2 separate regions of the Homo sapiens genome follow, and region 2 is linked to region 1. Evidence: chromatin loops called from intact Hi-C (ENCODE). Cell type or tissue: heart left ventricle. All regions are shown on one strand. Links, peaks and the distances in the headings refer to the core of each region. The heading gives the core; the rest is flanking DNA. Region 1 overlaps LOC105370461 (a long non-coding RNA gene). Region 2 has its middle 680 kb from the start of FBXO33.

Region 1 (12,653 bases), core at 1,463-9,462:
TATATCTGGAAATGTCTCATAAACTTGAGGATAGACTGACAAGTATCTATTTGAAAGGGAAGTCTTTAGACACATCCTAGAATCAGATGGACACTAAGCAAAAACTTAAGCAAGTTCACTAAAAACACTGTAAATCACAGAAGCACAGCCATACTTTTCAGGACCCTGTAAGAGAGCTAAGACAAATGGGAGACACTATGCCTCCCCAACTTCTCCTCTGATCTAAGGGTCACCATCGGCCTTCTCAAGGCAGAGGAACCATTGTACCACCAAGCAGCACTCCAGTCTGCGCTACAGGACACTGTTGCCTGCCAACCCCATGACACCTACCACAGTTCCTACCAAGCAGTAGTAACACCTGGCAGAGGCATGAACCTGACAGAATAGTGGGGACTCTGGCTGAAAAGGCAGAGTTTCAGCAGGGCCCTGGATATGTCAACTTATTGCACCATTTATAAGAAATGTCCTAGGAATTCCTACATGTGCCTGAAGGAAAGGTACTTATCATCCAAACAGAGACAGAACTGAGAGTGTAGGGGGTTGTTATAAATAAGCAAATTTAAATAATTTTAAACTTTTTTATGGACAAATAAGTTGATTTTGTCATAGAGTTGTTCTTATAAAACAGATCAATTAAAAAATATTTCCAAAAGGAAAAGTTTTCTTAAAAAATATACATTCCTCAAGGTATATTGAACTAAAGAAAAAGTACTACTTTATTTTTATTATCTGAACATGAAAAAATAATGTAAGCAGATCAGCCTTTGAATATAGTCACAATCTTCTAATCAGCTTTTCAACTATATCTGTTTGTAATACCATGTCAATGGTATTTTACAGAACAATGTATATATTTAAAAAGAGCCTTATATATAAAATTATTTGCAATCATCTCAAAATTGCATTTTGTGATTAGTAAATTTGAAACTGTTGAGGCCTAAAATTTTTTCTGTATATTTTATTTTTATTTATTGATATATAATAGATGTACAGAAACCTAAAATTAACTCTTTTCTATAGACAATATTTTAACTGAGCAGAAATATACTCTCAATAGACACTGAGGCACCTAGAAAACCCACAGAAAAAAAATATTCCAGATATGGAATATTCTCAATTCCAATTTTGTTGTTTCAGTGTTTAAATATTTTACCCCAACTATTGCTACTGTCTTTTTGTCTCCATTGAGAATTTTCTTTTGTCTCCATTGAGAATTTTCTTCTAAAATGTTTGTTGAGAAAAGCTTTTCTCTATTTATGAGTCTTATGAAATTTCATTAGTTATGCATGCTGCAAAATCATAGGCTTTCTCCCTTTTATCTCATTCCCATAATTTTCTTCCCATAAATATTATTTTCCCATAAAATATTTTTCCCATAAAATATTATTCCCATAAATATCCCATTTAAATAGTTTAGGCCAAGTATTGCTACTGTCGTTTTGTCTCCATTGATAATTTTCTTTTGTCGCCATTGAGAATTTTCTTCTAAAATATTTGTTAAGAAAAGCTTTTCTCTATTTAAAAGTCTTACTAAATCTCATTAGTTGTGCATGCTGCAAAATCATAGGCTTTCTCCCTTTTATCTCATTCCCATAAAGAATATAAATTGATCTAATTAAACATTATAGCTCCATCAAAATGTTCTTCCCAGAAGTCAAGACACAATTATAAAATTTCAGAATTAAATTATGTACCTTATTTAAGCACTTGTTTAGTTTGGATTAGTTTTTTCCTTGCTTATGTAGGATAAATTTAATCTTCCTGTTGGGAAAAAAAAAAACTCTACAGGCCAGGAGATAACTGGTTAATATATCAAGTGCCAAATATTTTTCTGACCACCATCTCAAAGGCAAAATAGCCATCCTGTCCACAAAACATGATGTTATCACTCTTCACACTGTCCTTGAAAGAGAGGTATTACATTGAGTCTGGAAAGGGCTGTGAAGAGAGAATTATCATTAGTCATGCTTTCAGATATAAATGTGTATTAAAGTGAGAACTCTGTTATTGCATGTGACTCTCACACATTACCAGAAAAGAACAAGGCAGAAAGTGGGCATACCAAGAGGGTGTCTAGCAAATCCACACAGGTGTATTCTAATGCAAAGATAAATAATAATAAATTGTTAAAAAAAAAAACACAGAAATCTGGGACAAATGCAAAACAAGACAAGACACTGATATAACAAGCATAAATTTTGGCTACATTTTTCATCAGTCATGATAGTCATCCTACTCAGAGAAGAATTTTCAGAAAGCTTGATGCCCTAAATTAGCAAGTGAGAGTGGTAAAAATAGAGCCAGAAATTTTTGAAATATTGTTTTCTAATCTTATCTGTGACTGGCAAGGTTAGGGACAGCTTGAATTGAAGTATATTAATGAAATATTTTCTAGTTATGCCTGAAAAATAAGCACTAAATTAAGTTAAAGTGCATTCTTAAAAAATTCTCCCTAAAGATAATAGCTCTCCAAAGAAGCAAATTTTCTAATCCAACATTTGCAGAATAGTTATATAATGCTTGGGGTGCTGTTGTAAATTTCCTAATACTGTGGTAATCAGGATCTGCACAAATCCTCCTCTCTCTGAGTATGGATATAAACTGAATCATTTTCCACCCACCCAGAAGAAAAAATATAAATCTAGTACAGAGAGATGCAACTATTGCCCCAGAATCAGCAAACAGCTTTTGGGGCTGGTGCTCTTGTCCTAACCCTCTTGCTTCTCTTGGCTTTAGTAATTCTATTGAACTTGGAGTATGCAAACAAGGACCTTGATGCATAGAGTTCCCATGAACTCCCACCCACCTGCCAATAGGCAGTTATTTCCCTAAAAATAGTCATGTTCTTCCCAACATATTCAACAACTTACTCATCTTGAAAGGTTTCCTTGCAAGATGAGAGGGTCTGTAGCTGCTCTTCCTTCATCAGACTCCCCTTCAGCCTCTTCTGGAGACTCTGGACCACAGGCAGCCATATGCTCAATGGGCATCTGTATTATCTCCACAACTAGGCTATAAACTCTTATAGATAGTTCCAATGTCTTCTACTTTGTCCTCTCTTCTGTCACCCAATCCTTTCCCCTTAAGCAAAGCGAGTACTCAATAAATTCTCTTGAGTGCAGTTAATCATTTGAAGAATCTTGCTAAGGAATTGAAGCTTAATCTCACTTTAAAAGAAGAAATGAAAATAATTTGGTGGTATATTTTTTATCTGAAGTTAAAGGGATATAATACCATAAAATAACAATAAAGTCAAACTACAGGAAAGAAGAAAGGAAGAAAAGACCGCAAAACAACCAGAAAACAAATAACAAAATGGCAATAGTAAGTCCTTACTTATAAATAATCATGTTGAATGTAAATGGACTAACCTCTCCAATCAAAAGATGTAGAGTGGCTGAATGGATTACAAAACAAGACCCAACAATATGTTGCCTATAAGAAACACACATCACCTATAAAGACACACATATACTGAAAATAAAGGGATGGAAAAAAATATTCCATGCCAAAGGAAACCAAAAAAGAGAGGAGTAACTATACTTATATAAGACAAAACAGATTTCAAGACAAAAACTATAAAAAAAGACAAAGAAGGTTATAACACAATGATAAAGGGGTCAATTCAGCAAGAGGATATAACAAGGAATTAATAACTATAATATATAATGAGTTCAAAAAACTTAATAGGGAAAAATCTAATAACACAATTTTTAAATGGGCAAAAGATATGATAGATATTTCTCAAAAGAAGACATATGAAAAGCAAACAAGTATATGAAAAGATGCTCAAAATAATTGATCATCAGAGATATGCAAATCAAAACCATGATGAGATATCATCTTACCCCAGTTAAAATGGCTTTTATCCAAAAGACAGGTAATAACAAGTGCTGGTGAGAATATGGAGTAAAGGGAAACCTCATACATTGTTGGTGGGAATATAAATTAGTAAGCCACTATGGAGAGAAGTATGAAGGTTCTTTTAAAAACTAAAACTAAAGCTATCATATGATCCAGCGATCCCAGTGCTGGGTATATACCCATAAGAAAGGAAATCAGTATACCAACTAGTTATCTATACTCCCATGCTTATTGCAGCACTTCACAATAGCCAAGATTTGGAAGCAACCTAAGTGTCCATCAACAGATGAGTGGATAAAGAAAATGTGGTACATTGTATTAGTCCATTCTAATGCTGCTGATAAAGATATACTTGAGACTGGGTAATTTATAAAGAAAAAGATTTAATGGACTCATAGTTCCACGTGGCTGGGGAGGCCTCACAATCATGGCAGAAGATGAAAGGCATGTCTTACATGATGGCAGGAAAGACAGAAGGAAAGCCAAGTGAAAGGGGAAACTCCTTATAAAAACTATCAGATCTTGTGAGACTTATTCACTACCATGAGAACAGTAAGGTGAAAACTGCCTCCCATGATTCAATTATCTCCCAGTGGGTCCCTCCTACAACATATAGGAATTATGGGAGCTACAATTCAAGATGAGATTTGGGTGGGGACACAACCAAACCATATCATGCATATACACAATGGAGTACTATTGAACCATAAAAAGAATGGGATCCTGTTATTTGCAACATGGATGCAAGTGGAGGTCATGGTGTTAAGTGAAGTGAGGTACAGAAAGACAACTTTCACATGTTTTCACTCACTTGTGGGGACTAATTAAAACAATTGAACTTATGGAGATAGAAAGTGGAATGATGTTTACCAGAGGCTGGGAAGGCCAGCAGGGGAGGAGGTGAAAGTGGGGATGGTTAATGGGTGCAAAATACAGTTACACAGAATGAATGGAATCTAGTGTTTCATAGTACAATGGATGACTATAGTCAAAAATAATTGTATATTTTAAAATAACTAAAAGAGTATAATTGGAATGTTTGTAACACAAAGAAATGATAAATGCTTGAGGTGATGGATACCTCATTTATCCTGAAATGATTATTATGCATTGTATGCCTGCATCAAAATATCTCATGTACCCCATAAATATTTACTACTATGTACCCATGAAAATTAAAGATAAAAATTAAAAAAAAAAATAAAATAAAATAACATGAAGAATAATAAAGTCTTTTCTAATCCAAAATAAATCAAATTAAAATAGCTCTGTGCATTTCTAAATAAAAAGAAAAAGATCTGCTTTTGGCAGAAGATCTAGATTAAGGAGTTCCAGTGGGAAAAACTACAATCTCTTCAAAGATGTTTTCTTTCATGTTACTGGAACTTATCTATTTTATTTTCAAATTATACTTCATTTAATTATTTGTTTTAATTTGTACTTTTTGTTGTTACATAGTAGGTATATGTATTTATAGGGTAAATAAGATATTTTGATACAGGCATAGATGCATAATAATCACATCAGTGTAAATGGGGTATCCATCACAACTTCTATGTTCACTCACATTCCTGGGGCTCTACCATCATCAGGTGGTAAGGTCAGCCAGGCTAGTGTCCTTCCCTTTCGAACAGCAAGTTCCCCAGTCCTGGGTGGATCCAGAGACACCATCTGGGAGCCAGGGCCTGGAGTCAGAAACCTTAAGAAACTACCTGGTGCTCTATTTTACTGCAGCTGTGCTAGCACCTAAGCCATAAGACAAAGTCCTTCCCACTCTTCCCTCCTCTTTCCACAAGAGGTGAATCCCCATGGCCCCTACCACTTCAGGCCCTCAGCAAGTACTTGCCTAACTACTGCCAATGTTCATTCAAGCCACAAGGGCTCTTCAGTCAGCTACAGGTAAATGCTTCCAGGCCTGGGACTCTCCCTGCAAGGTAATGGGCTCCCCTCTGGATCAGGGCAGGTCCAGTAATGCTTCTCAAGAGCCAAGGCCTGAAATCAGAGATCCCAAAATCCCCATTGGTGCTCTACCCCACTGTAGCCAAGCTGGTACCTGGTACCTAGGCTGCAAGACAAAATCCCCTTTATTCTTCCTTATCCTTTTCTCAAAAAGAAGTCCCTCCCTCTAGGCACCACAGCTGGGAACATGCAGTGTCACACCGGAAACCAACACATATCTGAGTCTCACCCAGGGCCAAGGCAAGTATTGCCTGGATACCATCACTGATTATTCAGGGCCCAAGGGCTCTTTAGTAAGCAGTTGATGAATCCTGCTAGGACTGGGTCCTTCCCTTCAAGGCAGTGGGTTTCCTTCTGTCCCAGGGTGTGTCTAGAATGTCATTTGGGAGCTAGGGCCTAGAATGGGGGCCTCAGGACTCTGCCTGTTACCCTATCCTACTGTAGCTGAGCTGGTACCCCAGCTGCAAGACAAAGTCCTCTTTATTCTGTCCTTTCCCCTCCTCAAACAGAGAGAAGGAGTATCTCCTGGAGCTGAGAGCTGTGCTGCCTGAAGTTGGAGGAAGGGTGGTGCAAGCACTCACTTGGCCACTCCAGCTGGCATCTCACTAGGTCCTGTGCCCTCCAAGTCCACTGGCTGCAAGCCCAGCACAGCCCCAGGACTTGCCCAGGAATTGCAGTACTTGTGGCCTAGACTGTTTTTCAAGTTTATTTAGAACTCCAGAGCACTTTAGCCCGCAGTGGCAAGGCTTGACAGAACTCAGGTTCTTACAGTTGGGATAGGCGAGTCCCCTGTATCTAGGGCTGGTCTAAATCTCCTTCCATGGGCACCAGCTGAGCTCTGTCTAGGGTTGGTTCCACTATGACAGGGCAGCACTGAGTTCCAATGCAAAGTCCCATCATCACTTTGCTCTTTCTCCCCAAAGCACACAGATTCTTTCTGTGCACTACGTGGCCATTACCAGAGGATGGGGAAAGGATGGCATCAGCAATTCAAGACTGTCTTTCCTATCCCCTTCAGTGCCTCCTTCTATAATATGAAGTTAAAACCAGGTGGCCGGGCACAGTGGCTCACGCCTGTAATCCCAGCACTTTGAGAGGCCGAGGCAGGAAGATCATGAGGTCAGGATATCGAGACCATCCTGGCTAACACAGCGAAACCCCATCTCCATTAAAAATACAAAAAAATTAGCCAGGCATGTTGGCGGGCGCCTGTAGTCCCAGCTACTCGGGAGGCTGAGGCAGGAGAATGGCATGAACCCGGGAGGCGGAGCCTGCAGTGAGCCGAGATCGCGCTACTGCACTTCAGCCTAGGCAACAGGAGACTCCGTCTCAAAAAAAAAAAAAAAAGAAAAGAAAAGAGAAAAACAGGTACTGTAATCATTCACCTGATTTTTGTTCTGATGAAGGTGCTTTTTGGTGCAGATAGTTGTTTAATTGGTGTTCTTTCAGGGAGAATGATCTGTGGAGGCTTTTATTCAGCCATCTGTTCTACCTTTGGATCAGGTAATCATACCTCATTTAATTTAAAAGTAACATTCCACTTTAAAAAGATTTTCATATCATAAATTATATTTCAAAACTATATTCTTAATTTAATTCTGCTATATCCTTATAGAAAATTAATATAAATATAATTAGGATGTAAATGAGAGAACTCAGACCCACACATCAAAAGATGACTGCCTTGATCGACTACTGAAATGCTAAAACATAGTCAAATGCAATTGTGTAGGAGATATTCCTTACTCTGGTAGAAATATAATAGTATTCCAGACACCTGATCTGAATTCTGGTATTGATTTGAGATACTAAGTCAATTTACCCAGAAAGAGTAAACATCTTCTGAGGCCAGAAAATACAATATACTTATCACAACTTATTTGTATTGATTACTTGTAAGCCTGCTCTCAAGTTCTAAACTTCTCATGCCTGCTTATTGTCAAATACAACTGCTAAGAAAGTTTGAACTATGAGCATTTCTTGCTAGGAAAGCTCTCCTCTGGTTAATAAACAATCACTATAATCACAGCTTCAGATAGTGCTCATATCTTAGAGATCCTTAGAAGTTAATTTTCTCAATTTGTTCACTCATTCATTTAAATATATTTAGTTTAAGTAAACAAACATGACTTAATCTTAGATTTTGCACTTGGGCTATTTATAAACTAGTTTGATGAAAAGTAGATCTAAGTAGATATTAACATAAAGTGTAAAGTGGTAATTATAAATTTAACACTTTCAGCAACGATAACCAACTTTTGATTAGATTATGCTGTATTTAACTAATTCTTCTCAAAGCATCAAATTACTCTTCAAATTTTTATTGTTATTACTATAGTCTAATTTAAGAAATTAGTCTCAGTAGCATCAAAATCATACTAGTTTAGCAAATGATTTCTATAATGCCCTATTATTATGGTTGCAATTCAGTGAGTTCAATGTAAGTAGTGCTTTGCCAGAACTGGAACCACTGTGCTTTTTAATAATTTCGGAAACTCAGGTAAGCTATCATTATAATTTTTGTTTTGTTTTGTTGCTTTGATCTTTCAACAAAAAACAATCATTCAAAGTTTAGAAATTAAGATTGAGATACATCATAAACATTGATAATAAAAGTTCAAATGAGTAATAGTGTCAAAAACCAAGCTATATTTAAACATTTATTTTATTTATTATTTAATTATTTAAAGTAAATAAATAATACACAATTGCATTTCTTTACTAAGAAAAATGAAACCATACAGATGGAACTATGTTTCCTCTTACCACCACTAAAACCTAGTACTCATCCCATACCTATGAGATTTAACAAAAGTTATAGTACAGGTCACTGCAGCACCTTCACTAATCATTACGACATTTCTGTAATAGTGAAAAAATGAAAACATTGCTTCTAAACTTAAGAACTGAAAATCAAAATACATAATACTCATCCTGGGCATGCTCTATAGCAAAGGCATTGATTGAGAAAGGTTTATGCTAATATGATGGAAAACACCCATAATTTCCATTGTAAAATTTTAAACATCAGTTGGACGGTAGGTACTATAATAGGCTGAATAATGGTTCTAAATATAAATATTCCTAATCCCTGAAGCCTCTAAATATTACCTTGTTTGAAAAAAAGCTTTTGGCATATGTGCTTACTTAAGTGTCAAGAGATGGAGAGATTATCCTGGATCGTCTGGGAGGTATTAAATAAAGTCATAAGTATCATTATATGAGAGAGGAGAGGGAGATTTTGACACAGACACGCAGAAGAGAAAGCAATGTGAAGACAGAGAGATTTGAAGGTGCTATTCTTGCAGACTGAAGTGATGTGGCCATAACCCAAGGAATATTAGCAGCCACCAAAAGCCAGAAGAGACAAGGAATGGATTCTTCTATAGAGCCTTCAGAGAACAATGTGCTGCTGACACCTTGGTTTCAGCCCAGTGATACCCATTTTGAACTTCTGGCCCCCAAAACTGGGAGGAAATAATTATTTCTTGTTTTAAGCTACCAAGTTTGTGGTAATTTGTTATAGTGGCCATAGGAAACTGATACAGGTACATATGATACCATTTATATTAAAATATACACAAAGACCAATACCGTATATTTATATTTCCTACAGAGCTACTGCAATTTAAACTTTCAGTGAGCTTAAACTTCAGCAAGTTAGGAAGTTGTAAGGTTACTTTCTATTTTGAAAGTTTAAAGTATTTTATGTAAAATGTCTAAAATTGTGGCCATAATTGCTTCTGATAATTTTTTTCTTTAAGAAATAAAATGCTATAGAGAGAACTGAAGCTCTCAACATAACCCAATTCAATCTCATTCTCTTTTCTTCCCCCTACACTAACGCTGCTATCTTAAAATAAAAGTTGGTATAATTCCTATGCATAATTTTATTCATGAAGATATAGCATTGTGTAAATGTATTACATTACCTATTTTATTCTGGAACTTGTATTTTTTCCTTGACATTGGTATTTTATTGTATAAATACTCCATAATATACTTTCATTCATTCTCCTTTTGATGAATGTTTCTCCTTTCCCCAACCTTTTGCTACTAGTAATGTTACAATGAATTTTGTTGCACATATCTCCTGGTGCACAGGTGCAATAATTTCCCTAGAGTATATATTTAGAAATAGAATGTCTGGGTCCTTGATTGTATGCATCTTTAACCTTACCAGATATTACCAAATTGTTCTTCAAAGAAACCAAGATGGCCTTAACATTCTCTTTAGTTTGACTCAACTTTAGATAGGTTTCTTCCTGACTGTAGGCCCCTGACTTCCCTTTTCTTAGAGCATTTACTTCAGAAAATTTGTAATTGCAAATTATTTCTCTGCCCCTTAGAGAAGTAAATCTTCTTAAAATCCTCTTGTTTTATAACCCCAGAATGCCAGTTTTGCATCTCAGGAAAGTCTTCCTCAAGGACCTAGCAACATCCCCTTTGAAAAGTAATTATCAAGAATGGCAACACCCCAATATTCTGGTTTCTGTGGGAGGGTAAGAGCCTAACTTCAATAAGCAACAATTAGCAAACAGAGATGGCCTAATCACATTGACCAACCTCTCCTCTAAAGCCTTCCAGAACTTTTTCCATGAGCTCAGCTCAAAGCTTAAAATCCCTCTCACTTTTTGTTAAAGTGGAATTGACTTCAATCTCTCTTCCCTATCATAACAGTTTTGAATAAAGTCTTTGTTCAATTTATCCACTAAAATTTTTCATAGGCTAAAATACTGCAATAGTTATTACTATCAATTTATAAAATTCATTAGCAGTATTCAAGAGTTCCTATTTCTTGACATGATTATCAATACATCATAAGCTCAATCTTTTTAATTTTTGCCAATTTTATATGTGCGCAATAGTATCTCATTTGAATATCACTGATTATCAATGAGTTTATTATCTTTTCAAATGTTCATTAGAGGTTCAATTTTTCTCCTCTATGAAATCCCTATTTATATGCTATGCCCATTTTACATGTTGTTTCTTTCCTTTATTGATTTGTAGTTCTTTATTTTTCCTGAATACTAATCCTTAAAGGTTACTAGTCTCAAATATGATCAGATCTAGCCTGATTTGATTACTAGATCTGTCCTAGTCTCAATATAATCCCTCAGCAGAAATTCCAAAATGCCAATATAAGACCTTGTTATGTAGACTATAGGTGCCAGGATTTAGGTAGCAGCAACATAAAATCACTAGTTCAAGTTCTTAGGGAAAATAACTGCCAGTCTATAAATATATACCCTGCTAAAAATTATCCTTCAAAAGTGAAGTCATAATAAAGATGTGAGTTATGGTGGTTATTTTCCTATTTTTGGTACTTATCTATTTTAATAAACCAGCAATTATTATGCTACAAATTCTTTACAACTCAGATTCCATTGGCATTTTGCAGTTTATATGACATAAACTGCATGAGTCATGTTATAGAGGAAAATATATTTAAGGAAAAAAGCAAAAAACGGCAGATAGGACGCAGGACTAACTTGCAGCTTCCACTCAGATGGACAGAACAGCATATGGAGATTCACATAATAAACATTTGCTCCAAGAACCACCACAGGAACATACCAGGAAAACTGAAAGATTCACAGACCCTTTGAAAGAAGTAGCTTGCCACTGCAAACTCTGTGAGACAGCCAAAAAACTGTGAGTGCCCAAAGTGTGAAAGTATGAAAGTCCACCTCCCAACACACATCCTCACTGGGGAACCTGAAAATCTAGATCACAGAAGAAGGATTTAACCTTACCTAGAGCTGAAACAAAGTTAGAGAGTTGAGTGAAATATAAAAGTACAAGAAGCAGCAGGAAGAGCCCTACAGGCACTCCCAGTCCCCAGAAAAACCCAGCGAAGCCATTTCTGACTTTTTCTCACAGGGGTCCTTGGGGAGGGCAGCCAGGGTAACTAGGGAATGACCACAGGGAGAAGGAGACTTCCAGCTGAACTTTGTAATAATTTTGACCAAGCACAAATTTTCCCAGGCAGAATCCAGGGGGGCAGTGAATGGGAAGTGCAGAGTCAAGCACAGAAGCCATGGCAGGCAGGGAGGGGCATGGCCTGAAAGCCCTGCTTGCTTTCTCAGCAGGGAGGCTGGTAGCCTGGGGCAAGATCACAGCCCTGCATATCAGAAGCCTGGATATAAATTCAGCTCTGTTGGCTATTGGGGAAGCATGGCAGAAGTGAGACTAGCCTTACTGGCTGCATGGAAGCTAAGTGAGGCCTCTCAGTGCCAGCTTTCACCTACTTCCCTGGAAACCTGTACAAAGCAGCAGAGGCAGCCATAATCTCCCCTGGAACATAACTCCATTGGCCTGAGAACCAGCCCGCATCCCCCACAGTGGCCACAACAAGCCCCACCCAAGGAGAGTCTTAACTCAGACATGCCTAATATGCCACCACCTGATGGTCTTTCTCTACCCACTCTGGTAGGCAAAAACAAAACATAGAAATTTGTGGGAGCTCTGTGGCCCCATTCATCACCTGAGTGATAGGACAAGAGTATGGCCATCTTAACAAGACTCCATCACCTTAAAGTATCAAGTTTCCCTTTCTCAGAACTGTCTGTTGCCACCTGACCAAACCGCAAAGTCAGCCCCACCTATATCTTTAATAGAGCAGAACAACCCTAACTAAGCTTATTAAAGTCCCTAGCAGTCACAACCAGCCAGCACTCCCCTAACCCCTCCCTGATAGGAACCTCTACCAGGGCAAGGGAGTTTAAAAGGGTAACAGTATGCTGAATGGAGAGTTCCTCCAAAGAGGAACAGAGTAGTAGATCATTAACATATTGGAGGAGGGTGCTAGGGTTAGCCAACACTTA
Region 2 (12,653 bases), core at 2,833-10,832, 370 kb before region 1:
CTTCTGATGTGCATTGATGTGAACATTATTTTAAGGCTTAATTTTATGCCTAGCTAGTCAAATGGTTACCTGTCAATAAAAGATATTGATTTTTCCCAAAGTCAAGGACAAATGGGCATCATATATTTAACATTTATGAAAGCCACCCTCCATTTAGTGTCCACTCCTTTAGAATCTTCCTAAGGGAACCAACCCACTTAAGTGAATTGCTTAAACATGTTTCATTCAGGGCTGCTGACTTATGTCTTGCAGTTCCAAAAACCTCTTTCAATATTCCTTCCTGCAAATAACATCCCAGTCCCAGACTGAGTTTTGTGTAGACCTATACAGCATGTAATAGAAAACTCATGATTTCAAGGGACTTTCAACCTAAATGAAAAGACCAAATAGGAAAATTATGAATAAGCTAAACTTAACCTTTGAAGACGACAAGGACCTGAGATGCTGGAGAATAAAAACTTGGCAGGTCCTTGAGTAGCTGAGAGGTTCTGAGGCATAAGAGGTAAGGCTGAAAAGGCTTGTGTGACAGAAAGCTTCACAATACAGTGAATTTGGAAAGTGACGAAGTACATTAGCATATCTAGAGGACAAAAATATATAATCCTCATGTTCCCTTTTACACAATTCTATCAGCCCCTATTTATAGTTTGTAGCTTTTTAAAAAAATAAAATAATCTTGATAAGTTCTTTACAGATGCTTTTAGAACCTCAGATTTATTAGTTTTTAAGTTTTCTCTGACCATGTTTAATTTATTGGGGGGATATCAAGAAAATGTTTATATGTCCTTACAGTTTCACCTCTCCCGCCCCCAACAAATTATTTCATATTAAATTTTAAAAAAAGATCTTACCTCCAATCTGAACAGTGCATCATATCGCTCTTTCCTTTATTCTTCTAATGAATCCTTGAATCAGCTGTTAGTCATTTGATGTTTTACAAATAAGTGTTCTATCATTCGCAATTACTTAAAACACTACAAAACTGTAATTTTGAGGACACATTGTAAAATGTTGTGTATTATTTGCTATCATATTTCCAGGACTCTAAATTGGAAAGGTTGTTAGTTTATGAAAGTGTCATTCCTTTTATCACTTCTTAAGAAGGCAAAGGCCAGTCGTGGAGGCTCACGCCTGTAATCCCAGCACTTTGGGAAGCAGAGGCGGGTGGACCACGAGGTCAGGAGTTTAAGACCAGCCTGACCAATATGGTAAAACCCTGTCTCTACTAAAAATACAAAAAAAAAATAGCCGGGCATGGTGGTGCATCACTATAGTCCCAGCTACTTGGGAGGCTGAGGCAGAAGAATCACTTGAACCCAGAGGTGGAGGTTGCCGTGAGCCAAGACTGCACCACTTCACTCCAGCCTGGGTGACAGAGCAAGATTCTGTCTCAAATAAATAAATAAGAAGGCAAAAAATTTTCCAATATAAAACCACTATGTTTTGCTATGTTTTAATTTGATTGATTTCCTTTGTTTTGTTGTGGAATGAGGGAGGGATGTGTACCAAGGAAACAAGGAGATTGCTAGTTGATCTGCTCTTCTCAGGTTATAGAAATTATTTATTTCAACAAAAGAAAAATATTGTTTTTGCCTAGCATTTGACTTCAGGCTTAAAGAGTGCCATTAGTAGAGTATTAACATCTGGATCTCAAGCTTTAGGCTGTCTTCCATTATTTAAATTTTATCCTTAGGCTTTAGGTGTGTAGAAAACTTTTCTCAGATCTGTGATGTGTTATTGTACATTTGCTTAGCAGTGCTTATCTTAGCTCTCAGAATGGGTCTCTGGGGGTTAACCTGAAAGAGCAAAAGTCACTGAATAAAGAGAGATGTGTCCATCTGAGGATTAATGCCAGAAAATAACATATTTTGAAATAGTTTTGCTTTTTAGAAAGGTCTGCTTTCTGATATGAGATACTTATGTTTTCCTTTGAAAATTACAAGAAAAGCTTCAAGTTTGGGGGCTTTTTTTCCCTCCTGATTTTGACCCAGACTTCAGGTATCAATGTGGTTTCATTTTCCTTTAGGTTTTTAACTTTCTATATGGTGAAAGCATTTTTTAAAGTAATTTCTTGTTTTATTTGTCAAAGATATCCTAGGACAAGAGATTACTTGAATATGTTCTCCTTCACTTCAGTGTGGTACAGAGGAAAACAGGATAGTCTTGGAGCCAGGCAGAATTTTTTTTACCAAACCAATAACTACTCTAGCTGCAGAGTCTGGAGCTGATTGTTTTATACTTGCCAAGCCTTGTTTTTCTCAAATTTAAACTCAGCATAATGATAGTTATTATGCAGACTTCTTGTGGCAATCAAATAATATATTGGAAAGCATCTATCAATAAATCTAGCCTGTAGGAAGCTCTGGGGAGATTAAATGCCCCTGGATTTCTCAGTGTGCTTGTGAAAAGCCCTAGCCTCCAGAGACATGGAAAGGTATATGATGTAAGGTAGGGGATGTACGCTTTCACTTCCTCTAGAATCTTTTTACTCTTCATATAACATGAAAGTTAGATCTGTAGCCCTCTCTCTGGTTAATTGCTCTGAACTACCAGTGCCAAATGCTCTGGACTAGATCCCTGGGCTAAGTCCAAGGTGCCAAGAAGATGTGAGTACTATTTTTCCCTATATATTTACATTTCAAAAATTATGAACCCAACGTCTCCCACAGGAGCTCAGCGTGGGTGCACCTAAAGACAACCCTTCTGGAACATTTCGGGGTGACCACATCCCCACAGAAGGAGGCCCTCTAGGTTCAGATTTGCACAAGGGGTAGAGTCAGCTCCTCTCTACTTGGGACATCAACATTCCTGCAGATTAAAAAAGTGTCTGTTGGATCTGAAGAGCCAGAACACTGAGTCAGAACTGTGTCTGGGAGGTGAATTGCTTTCCTGCTGTCCTGGCAGGGGCTCTGAGGTGGGTCTCATATTTCCCTCTGATAAGACTTCAGTGCATTTCTCTGAGCGCTCCTCCAGCCACCTCTGTCAAGGTGGTGACATCTGCCAACAACTTATTATTGCATTTATTTACCTGCTTTAGCCACAACTGGTTTCTACCCAGGAACACGTCCCCTATTGGCATGAAGCCCGAACTATTCAACCCAGTAAATAAAATATTGGGGTAAAATAAATAAATTAAAAATGCAAACCACGAGGGAATGAGATAAGCTTCAAGAGACCTCTGCCATTCCAACCCCATAGGAGATAATCTGCTCACATACCAGCATATTGCCAGTACAGCCAGTATCTGAGAAAGCCATTATTAAAAGTTTCTCTATAACCAAGGAACCTGTACATGTTCTTCACTCCTAAAAGCATCACAAGCCAAATTAGGGTATAATACACTACACATATTAAAGTCACATCCTTGAGGGGGGGAAAAAGAAATATAAAAAAATCAAATAAAAAATGTTCAGGAATAATTAGAACAAATAGCCTATCTAAATTAGAAGAAACCAGAAAAATAATTCTGGTAATACGACAAAACAGAGTTCTATAACAACCCTAAAAATCATACTAACTTTCCAGCAATGGATCCAAACCAAAATGAAATATTTTAAATACGAGATGAAGAATTCAGAAGGTGAATTATTAAGCTCCTCAAGGAGATACCAGGGAAAGACAAAACCAACATAAAGACATTTAAAAAAACAATTCAGGATGTAAATGAAAATTTTTCTAAAGAGATAGATATTTTAAAGAAAAACTTCAGAATGTCTGGAAATAAAAGACACATTTAGGAAATTACAAAATGCAGTGTAAAGTATTAAGAAACTAGACGAAATAGAAGAAGGAATTTCAGAGCTCAAAGACAAGGCATTCAAATTAACCCAATGAGACAAAAATAAAGAATAAAGAATCAAAAGAAATGAGCAAAGGCCTCCAAGAAATATGGGATTATGTAAAATGGCCAAGCCTAAGAATAATTTATGTTCCTAAGCGAAAAAAGAAAGCAAAAAAGTTTGGAAAACTTATTTGAGGGAATAATTGAAGAAAATTTTCCTGGCCTGGCTAGAAATTTAGATGTCCAAATACAAGCAGCTCAAAGAACTCCCAGGATATTCATTGCAAAAAGGACACCACTAAGGCACATAGTCACCAGGCTACCTGAAGCCAACATGAAAAAAAAAATTCAAAGAAAAGTGAGGCAAAAGCATCAGGAAACCTATCTATAAAGGAAAATCTAGCAGACTAACAGCAGACTTCTCAGTGGAAACCTTACAAACCAGAAGGGATTGGGGTCATATCTTTAGTCTCCTTAAACAGAATAATGGTCAGTCAAGAATTTTGTATCCTGCAAAACTAAGTTTCATAAATGAAGGAGAAATAAATTTATTTTCAGACAAACAAATACTGAGAGAATTTGTCACTACAAGACCAGCCCTAAAAGAAATGCTAAAAGGAGTTCTAAATCTTGAAATAACAGTTTAATATGCACCAGAATAGACCTCTTGAAAGACTCTTGGAACTCACAAGACCTATAAAAAATAACACAACAAAGAAAATAAAGTATCTAGGTGTATTAATCCATTATCACACTGCTATAAAGAACTACCTGATACTGGATGATTTATGAAGAAAAGAAGTTTAATTTACTCATAGTTCCACAGGCTCCCCAGGAATCATAGCTGGGAGGCCTCAGGAAATTTACAATCATGGCAGAAAGTGAAGGGGAATCAGGCATGTGTTACCATGGTGAAGCAGGAGAGAAAATGAAGGGGGAAGTGCCACACACTTTTAAACAACCAGATTGCCTAAGAACTCACTATCACAAGAACAGCAAGGGGAAATGCACCGCCATGATCCAATTGCCTCCCACCAGGTCCCTCCCCCAACATTGGGAATTACAATTCAACATGAGATTTGGGTGGAGGCACAGAGCCTAACCATATCACTAGGTAACAATTAACATGATGAATGGAAAAGTACCTCACATTTCAATGTTAACATTGAACATAAATGACCTAAATGCTCCTCTTAAAAGATAAAGATTAGCAGAATGGATAAAAAATTACAAACCAAATATCTACTATCTTCAAGAGATTCATCTAACATGTAAGGATTCATAAAAACTCAAGGTAAACGGGTTGGAAAAGATATTTTATGGAAATGGAAACCAACAATAAGCAGGAGTACTGAGAAGAATTGGTACCAATCCAAAAGACTGAGAAAGAGGAAATTCTCCCTAATGAACTGAAGCCAGTATCACCCTGATACCCAAACCAGGAAAGGACATAACCAAAAGAGAAAACTACAGACCAATATATTTGATGAACATAGATGGAAAAAATAAACCTGATGAACACAGATGGAAAAATCCTCAACAAAATGCTAGGTAAATGAATACATCAGCACATCAGAGAGGTAATATACCATGATCACGTGCATTTCATCTTAGGGATGCAGGGATGGTTTAACATATGCAAGTCAATACATGTGATATACCACATAAACATAATTAAAAACAAAAACCATATGATCATTTCAATAGATGCAAGAAAAAGCATTTGAAAAACATCCAGCATCCCTTTATAATAAAAGCCCTCCACACACTAGGCATAAAAAGGACATATCTCAAAATAATAAAAGCTATATATGATAAACCCACAGGCAACATCATACTGAATGGGGAAAAGTTGAAAGCATTCCCCCTGAGAACTGACTCTAGGCAAGGACACCCGCTTTAAATACTTCTATTCAACACAGTACTGGAAGTCCCAGCCAAAGCATTCAGGCAAGAGAAAGAAATAAACGGCATCCAAATTGTAAAAAAGGAAAGTCAAACTACCACTGTTCGCCAATGATTTAGTTGTATACCTAGAAAACCCCAGACTCCTCCAAAGGACTACTAGATTTGATAAATGAATTCAGTAAAGTCTCAGGTTACAAAATCAGTGTACACACATCAGTAGCACTGCTATATACCAACAATGACCAAGATGAGAATGAAATCAAGAACTCAATCCCTTTTACAATAGCTGCAAAAAAATTAAAATACCTTGGAATATGCTTAACCAAGGAGGTGAAAGATCCATACATGGAAAGCTATTAAACACTGCTGAAATAAATTACAGATGACACAAACAAGAGAAAATACATTCCAGACTCATGGATTGGGAGAATTAATATCATGAAAATGACCTCACCGCCCAAAGCATTCTAACAATTCAATGCAATTCCTATAAAATATTAAGATCATTTTTTACAGAATTAGAAAAAAAATTCTAAAATTCATATGGAACCAAAACAGAGCCTGAATAGCCAAAGCAATCCTAAGCAAAAAGAACAAATCTAGAGGCATGACATTACCTGACTTCAAATTATACTACAAGTCTATAGTTACCAAAACAGCATGGTATTGCTATAAAAGTAGACACTGGACCAGTGGAACAGAATAGAGAACCCAGAAATAAAGCCAAATACTTACAGCCTTACTGCTTTATCTTTGAAATAGATAACAAAGATAACGAAACATAAATTGGCAAAAGGACATCCTACTTAATAAATGGTGCAGAGAAAACTGGATAGCCACATGTGGAAGAATGAAATTGGATCCCTATCTCTCATACAAAAAATCAACTCATGATAGATCAAATACTTAAATCTAAGACTTAAACCATTAAAACTCTAGAAGACAACCAAGGAAAAGCTCTTCTGGATATTAGTTTAGGCAAAGAATTTATGACTAAGTCCCCAAAAGCAAATGCCACAAAACCAAAAATAAATAAATGGGACCTAATTAAACTAAAAAGTTTCTTCATAGCAAAACAAATAATCAGCAGAGTAAACAGACAACCCACAGAGTTGGAGAAAAAGACTAATATCCAGAATCTATAATGAATTCAAATCATCAAGAAAAAAAAAATCCCATCAAAAAGCAGGCAAATGGCATAGATACTTCTCAAAAGAAGATACAGAAATGGTTAACGAACATATAAATAAAATGCTCAACATCACTAATCATCAGGAAATTCAAATTAAGACCACAATGAGCTACCACGTTACCCTTGCAAAAATGGCCATTATTAAAAAGTAAAAAAACAATAGATGTTGTCATACATGTAGTGAAAAGGAAATGCGTATACATTGCTGGTGGGAATGTAAATTTGCACAACCACTGTGGAAAACAGTATAGAGGTTTCTTAAAGAAGCAAAAGTATTCAGTTTGTACAACAGTAATTGTGGGTTTTGCCATTACTTTAATAGTAAAATTACTTTAATTAATTACTGCTGCACTAACCTATCTATCAGCAATCCTGCTCCTGGATATCTACCCAAAGGAAAAATCATTGTATCAAAAAGACTCCAGCATGTATATGTTTACTGCAGCACAATTCACAATTGCAAAGATATGGAACCAACCTAAATGAGTGGATAAAGAAAATGTGGTGTATGTGAAATATATATGTCTATCGTGTGTGTGTGTGTGTGTGTGTGTGTGTGTGTGTGTGTATAATTTTCTCTGTGTCTCACCTTTGATAAACTTTGAAATTTGTATACAGAAAACATTTGACCTGGCTTTCACAGAGTTACCCCTGGACTAAAAATCAAAGTGGGAGAAAAACAGATGAATGTTATATGCTTTTTAAATTGATAATAATGTTTGTGATTTAGAATGCCAGTGTGTGCATTCAGTGAAAAATGACTATTAAAAATCCAGCAGTGGCCATATCAGTGTTTTAGAACATTTGCTTAAATAAAGGAATCTTGGATTCAGTCATCAGGTTAAGAGAAGTCTTGGCTGGGCGCGGTGGCTCACGCCTGTAATCCCAGGACTTTGGGAGGCCAAGGCGGGCAGATCACGAGGTCAGGAGATCGAGACCATCCCGGCTAACACGGTGAAACCCCGTCTCTACTAAAAATACAAAAAATTAGCCAGGCGTAGTGGCGGGCGCCTGTAGTCCCAGCTACTTGGGAGGCTGAGGCAGGAGAATGGTGTGAACCCGGGAGGCGGAGCTTGCAGTGAGCCGAGATCCCGCCACTGCCCTCCAGCCTGGGCGACAGAGCGAGACTCCGTCTCAAAAAAAAAAAAAGAGAGAAGTCTCAAGTGACGTTTCCAGAGTCATATATTTCTGCTTTTGTTAAAACATCCACAATATTAATCCAGTAGTGACCAGAGACTCTGAGTCTCAACATCATTAACACACACAAACACACACACAATAGTTCAATGATATTACCTAGGTGAAGACAATTGGATGCAAAATCAGTTAATCAATATTAATTTATTTGAATGGAAATGCCCAATAAATGAAAGTATGATCATGTATATCTAAGCATAGGTTCCTGATACCTAAATATAGTTTTCAAACTGTCAATATTGTACAAAGATGCTCAATGACTTTGCCTTTATTACATCTTTCTTCTATGCTTTAGGAGGTGGTTCTGGGAAAAGATATTTTATAAGGTTACAAAAGCTTATTGCTTTAAAAACTTCAGTAGTCTTAAGAGATGGCATCTTGATGTAGAGTCATATTCCCAGAAGCTTTAACAATGCAAAATATGGGGTACTGTAGTGACCTTTTAGTTACACCCATAGCTTCCAGGATACTTCCTGGGAAACAGACAAGCAGCATACTCCATCTATTGCTGACCTTGAGCTAGTTACTCATTCACAAAAGTTCTATTTGAATTCAGTGTTGGCATTCATACTTGAATTTAGAGTAGAAACAGGGACACTGCATGCATATAAAAATGATTAATTTCTGAATTCAATTAACTGATAAACTGTTTCATTGTTCTTTTAGGTGTTTTTCCATCTCTGGTTTTAAAATTTAGTTCTTGTTTTATAGTTTTTACTAAACTTTCACAAATTAATCTTCTAAGACAGTTTCTTTCTTGATGGTATCTGTTTTCCTCAGCCTACAGAAAATTTCACTTTATCCATTGAATAATAGGTATTGACTGCATTCTATGTGTATAACATACTAGACACTAGTGAGAACACACAGGTATAAAAACTATTGAGAATTGTATAGTCTCATTGAGAAAGCAAGTCAGTCTCAAAAGGATATAGTGTTGTCTATAAATTCTACAGAGGGTCAGACAAGGGGAGACAGTTGTGGATCTCCATGATCATGGAAGTCTTCACAGCAATGGGAGAAAATATTCCCAGCATGCAGTAATAGAGTTTTTAAAAAATTAAAAGGCAAGAAAAAAAGTTGTCTGTAGGCCCCTGAGGCAATAGTTGTTGCTGGATCACATGGTTAATAAGATAAAGTGGAAAACATATTATTACAAAATACATCAAGACCGGATTACAGAGTCTCATTAAAAAGGGCCAACAGAATATTTTAATAATTTAAGCAACTGCGAGTCTGTTAATCCGATTAAAAATAAATTCTCCAAAAGCCAACACTGAAGGCTTTATCCTGCTAACAATTTTTTTTTTTTTTTTTTGAGATGGAGTCTCACTCTGCAGCCCAGGCTGGAGTGCAGTGGCGCGATCTCAGCTCACTGCAAGCTCCGCCTCCCAGGTTCACGCCATTCTCCTGCCTCAGCCTCCCGAGTAGCTGAGACTACAGGCCCCTGCCACCACGCCCGACTAATTTCTTTTTGTATTTTTAGTAGAGACAGGGTTTCACTGTGTTAGCCAGGATGGTCTTGATCTCCTGACCTCGTGATCCACCCGCCTCGGCCTCCCAAAGTGCTGGGATTACAGGCATGAGCCACGGCACCTGGCCTATCCTGCTCACTATTTGAGAGCTGACTACCCTCTACTCCCACTCGTCATTATTAATTACTCAGATGACCGTGAAAACAAAATTAGTTGTTCTCCCCCTACCCCTGCTGGCTGCCCTGGTACTGGACTTGGATTCTTCAGTGTATTATGCTAAAGAAGATCTGGCTCCAAATATCAGCCCTATCATATCACATAGCCCTGGCTGTGTGAGCTTGGATGTGACATTTGAATAATTCATGAACGTCAGTTTCATTGCCTATAAAATGGGGATAACTGTTATCTATCTGAAAGAGTGGTTTTGAGGATTATATAAATAATGGCAAGCACCTGAAACATGAAGGAAAACTAAATTCTTATTTCTAGAATAACTGCTTTCCTTTAAAATGAGTGACTCTTTGCATAATTAGCACAGATCCACAGCTCTCTTCCACACCTTGCAAGGAAAAGGAGGAGATTCCTAGCCCAAGAACTATTGTTCTCGCTATTCCCTAAGAGCTTCACTTTCTGCTGCTGGCAAAGAAACATGCAGAGAGGGAGTGATTCTGGTGTCTGCAATGCCCAAGGATGCTGGTTGACCCTGGCAGGGAGAAGCAACTCCTCTGCCACAGGGTCTCAACAGGTGCCACAGCAGCCACACAGACCAGAGTTAAGTCCTGTTGCTTCACATGGCCCTGAAAGAAGGTCTTAGAGAGAAGTTATGCGCCAATTTTTTTTCAAAACATATTGAAAAAGATAAAATTTGAAACATAGAAGTCTTTCTTCAATTAAACTACTGAATTGTCATTAAAGTGTACTATCCATCTTTGTATTTAGGCTACAAGCTACAAAATTTCTTGTTCCTAGAAAATTGTTTGGAGCTTTTATCACTCCTCTCTTGCTGTTTGAAACAGGATTAATTAATAAGTTAATCTCCTTAAATTTAAAAGTATTTGAAAATACATGATAACACTTGAGTGTCTTCTTTCATTCAATATTTTTGAGTACCTGTAATATACTAGGTATCACGCTATATACTTCAAATTTTCCAATCCCCTCTGGAATGGGCATTACTAACCTCACCTCTTCCAGTTTAAAGATGAAATTGAAGCAAAAAAAGGTAACCTATCCATAATCACAATGTAGTAAAATAAAGAAATTAAGCCTTGGACCCAGAACTTATGACAATTAAATCTTGCCTTCTTTGAATTGCACAAATCTGTTTCCCCAGCAGAAGTTCAATAAGTATATGTTAAATAGGAAAGCAATATTTTAAGAATGATAAACTGGAGGCTCCATAGCTTCAAAGTGAAAATACACATAGAAACAGCCCTGAGGAAATAAAGGCCTGGACAGTTTTTGTGAGTGGAGAGAAGATAAACCGATGCATCCAGTTATTGAATCATTCATTTATTCAAAAAGCATAAACATCTCCTTATGTATTCGTTTCCAACTGCTTCCTGGAGAGTTCATGACTCTGGAATCTAATCCACTTTTGTGATCTTGCTTTTCACTCTTTGGTCCTGGTGTGCATTTCTGTTCTCTGTCATACTTTACTCTTATCTGTCTAAGGATTACACTTGGATATGCCATTCTGACACTCTTGGCCTATTATGAGAACTTGCAGATTAGACAGTTTACTCAATCTACTGAAGGTCCAGGAGTTGGACAAGTCCTCTTGCTATTTAGAGTTGCCATTCTCCTTTTACCCTCAGGACAGTCTTTAAAATGTGCCTATTACTTTGTTTACCTACTTCCTATTTATTTATGACTTACCTTCTTGAAACTGTTAGTTTCAACACTACAAATGTTCTTATGAGCACTGTCAAATACCACAATTATATGTAAGTTTTCAAATTCAGGGCATTTTCTCAAGGAGATTTTTGAAAGTATTGGTTGCCTCCTTACCTACTTCCTTTTTCCTATCTTTCAATTATAAATATTCTTGAGAGTCAGTCTCTTTGGTTCTATAAATTTTTCCTCTTTACTTTTTAATCCCTCTGATAACTCATTTATAGTTATGGCTTTATTTTTAACAGCTTTATAAGTTACAAACCATACAGTTTGCCCTCTTAAAGTATATAATTCAATGGCTTTTAGTATATTCACAGAATTGTGTATCCATTCCATAATCATTTTTTAAAAACTTTCATTACTCCCAAAAGAAATCCTGTACTCCTTAGCTATCACTCTACACTCACTCCCAACCCTAAGCAACCCCAAATCTACTTTCTATTTCTATAGATTTTCCTATTCTGGACATTTATTTTCATTGAGATTGCACAGTATATGGCCCGTTTTGACTGCCTTTACAGTCATAACTTTAAACTAGCTTCACCATGCAAATTTCTCAATCTCAATTTATTTCTAGACACAACTCCTCTTCTAAATTCCAGTACTGAATTGCCAAACACATATTCTACATAAATCCACACTTCAATTTATCATACTTAAAACAGAATTGTTGACTTTCTTTTCAACCAGCTTGTTTGCCTTCGTTCTTTATTTCTGTCAATGTACTTGATTTACAGATACAGACACTGTCATTCTCTTCTAAACCTTGTACATACCTTAATTTTATCTGTTCAATGCCTTGCATGTAGGTATTTGCTATATGCCTTTAGAATGAATGTATGATTCAATGACTGAATGCATCAGTTTATCTTCTCTTCACTCACAAAAACTGTCCAGGCTGTCATTTCCTCAGGCCTGTTTCTAAGTGTATTTTTGCTGTAAAGCTATGGAACCTCCAATTTATTATTCTTACAATACCACTTTCCTATTTATCATATACTTATTGAACTCCTGCTGGGGAAACAGACTTGTTCAATTCAAAGAATACAAGAGTTAATTGTCATAGGGTCAAACAATAAATGATTAATTGAACATTAATGACTCAAAGATAAGGAACAAAAGTTATAATGTCTTTCCTGAGGAAGCTTATAATTGAGCAAAGTAGATATGTAATAAGCATGGTACAAATGCAAAGTTCTTACTG

What was found. A loop is a pair of places that touch in the nucleus more often than their neighbours do. Peaks named below come from ENCODE experiments on the same cell type or tissue, not always from the same donor. Only the 100,000 strongest peaks of a DNase experiment are listed, where the experiment ranks them.
Region 2: a loop joins it to region 1, with 4 times the contacts of the local background. A loop is called at or near these places in 1 of 110 quality-filtered maps.

What each region holds. Positions count from the first base shown.
Region 1 is chr14:39,733,784-39,746,436 of GRCh38, reverse strand. All of the region lies in intron 5 of LOC105370461 (a long non-coding RNA gene), which reads right to left. Among named protein-coding and RNA genes, the nearest start is that of FBXO33, 310 kb to the right of the region's middle. RefSeq lists an enhancer at 11,655-12,188. In heart left ventricle, for the core only: no CTCF peak of the experiment used is centred there; a DNase peak (open chromatin) is centred at 6,436.
Region 2 is chr14:40,109,771-40,122,423 of GRCh38, reverse strand. No RefSeq gene overlaps it. Among named protein-coding and RNA genes, the nearest start is that of FBXO33, 680 kb to the right of the region's middle. In heart left ventricle, for the core only: no CTCF peak of the experiment used is centred there; no DNase peak of the experiment used is centred there.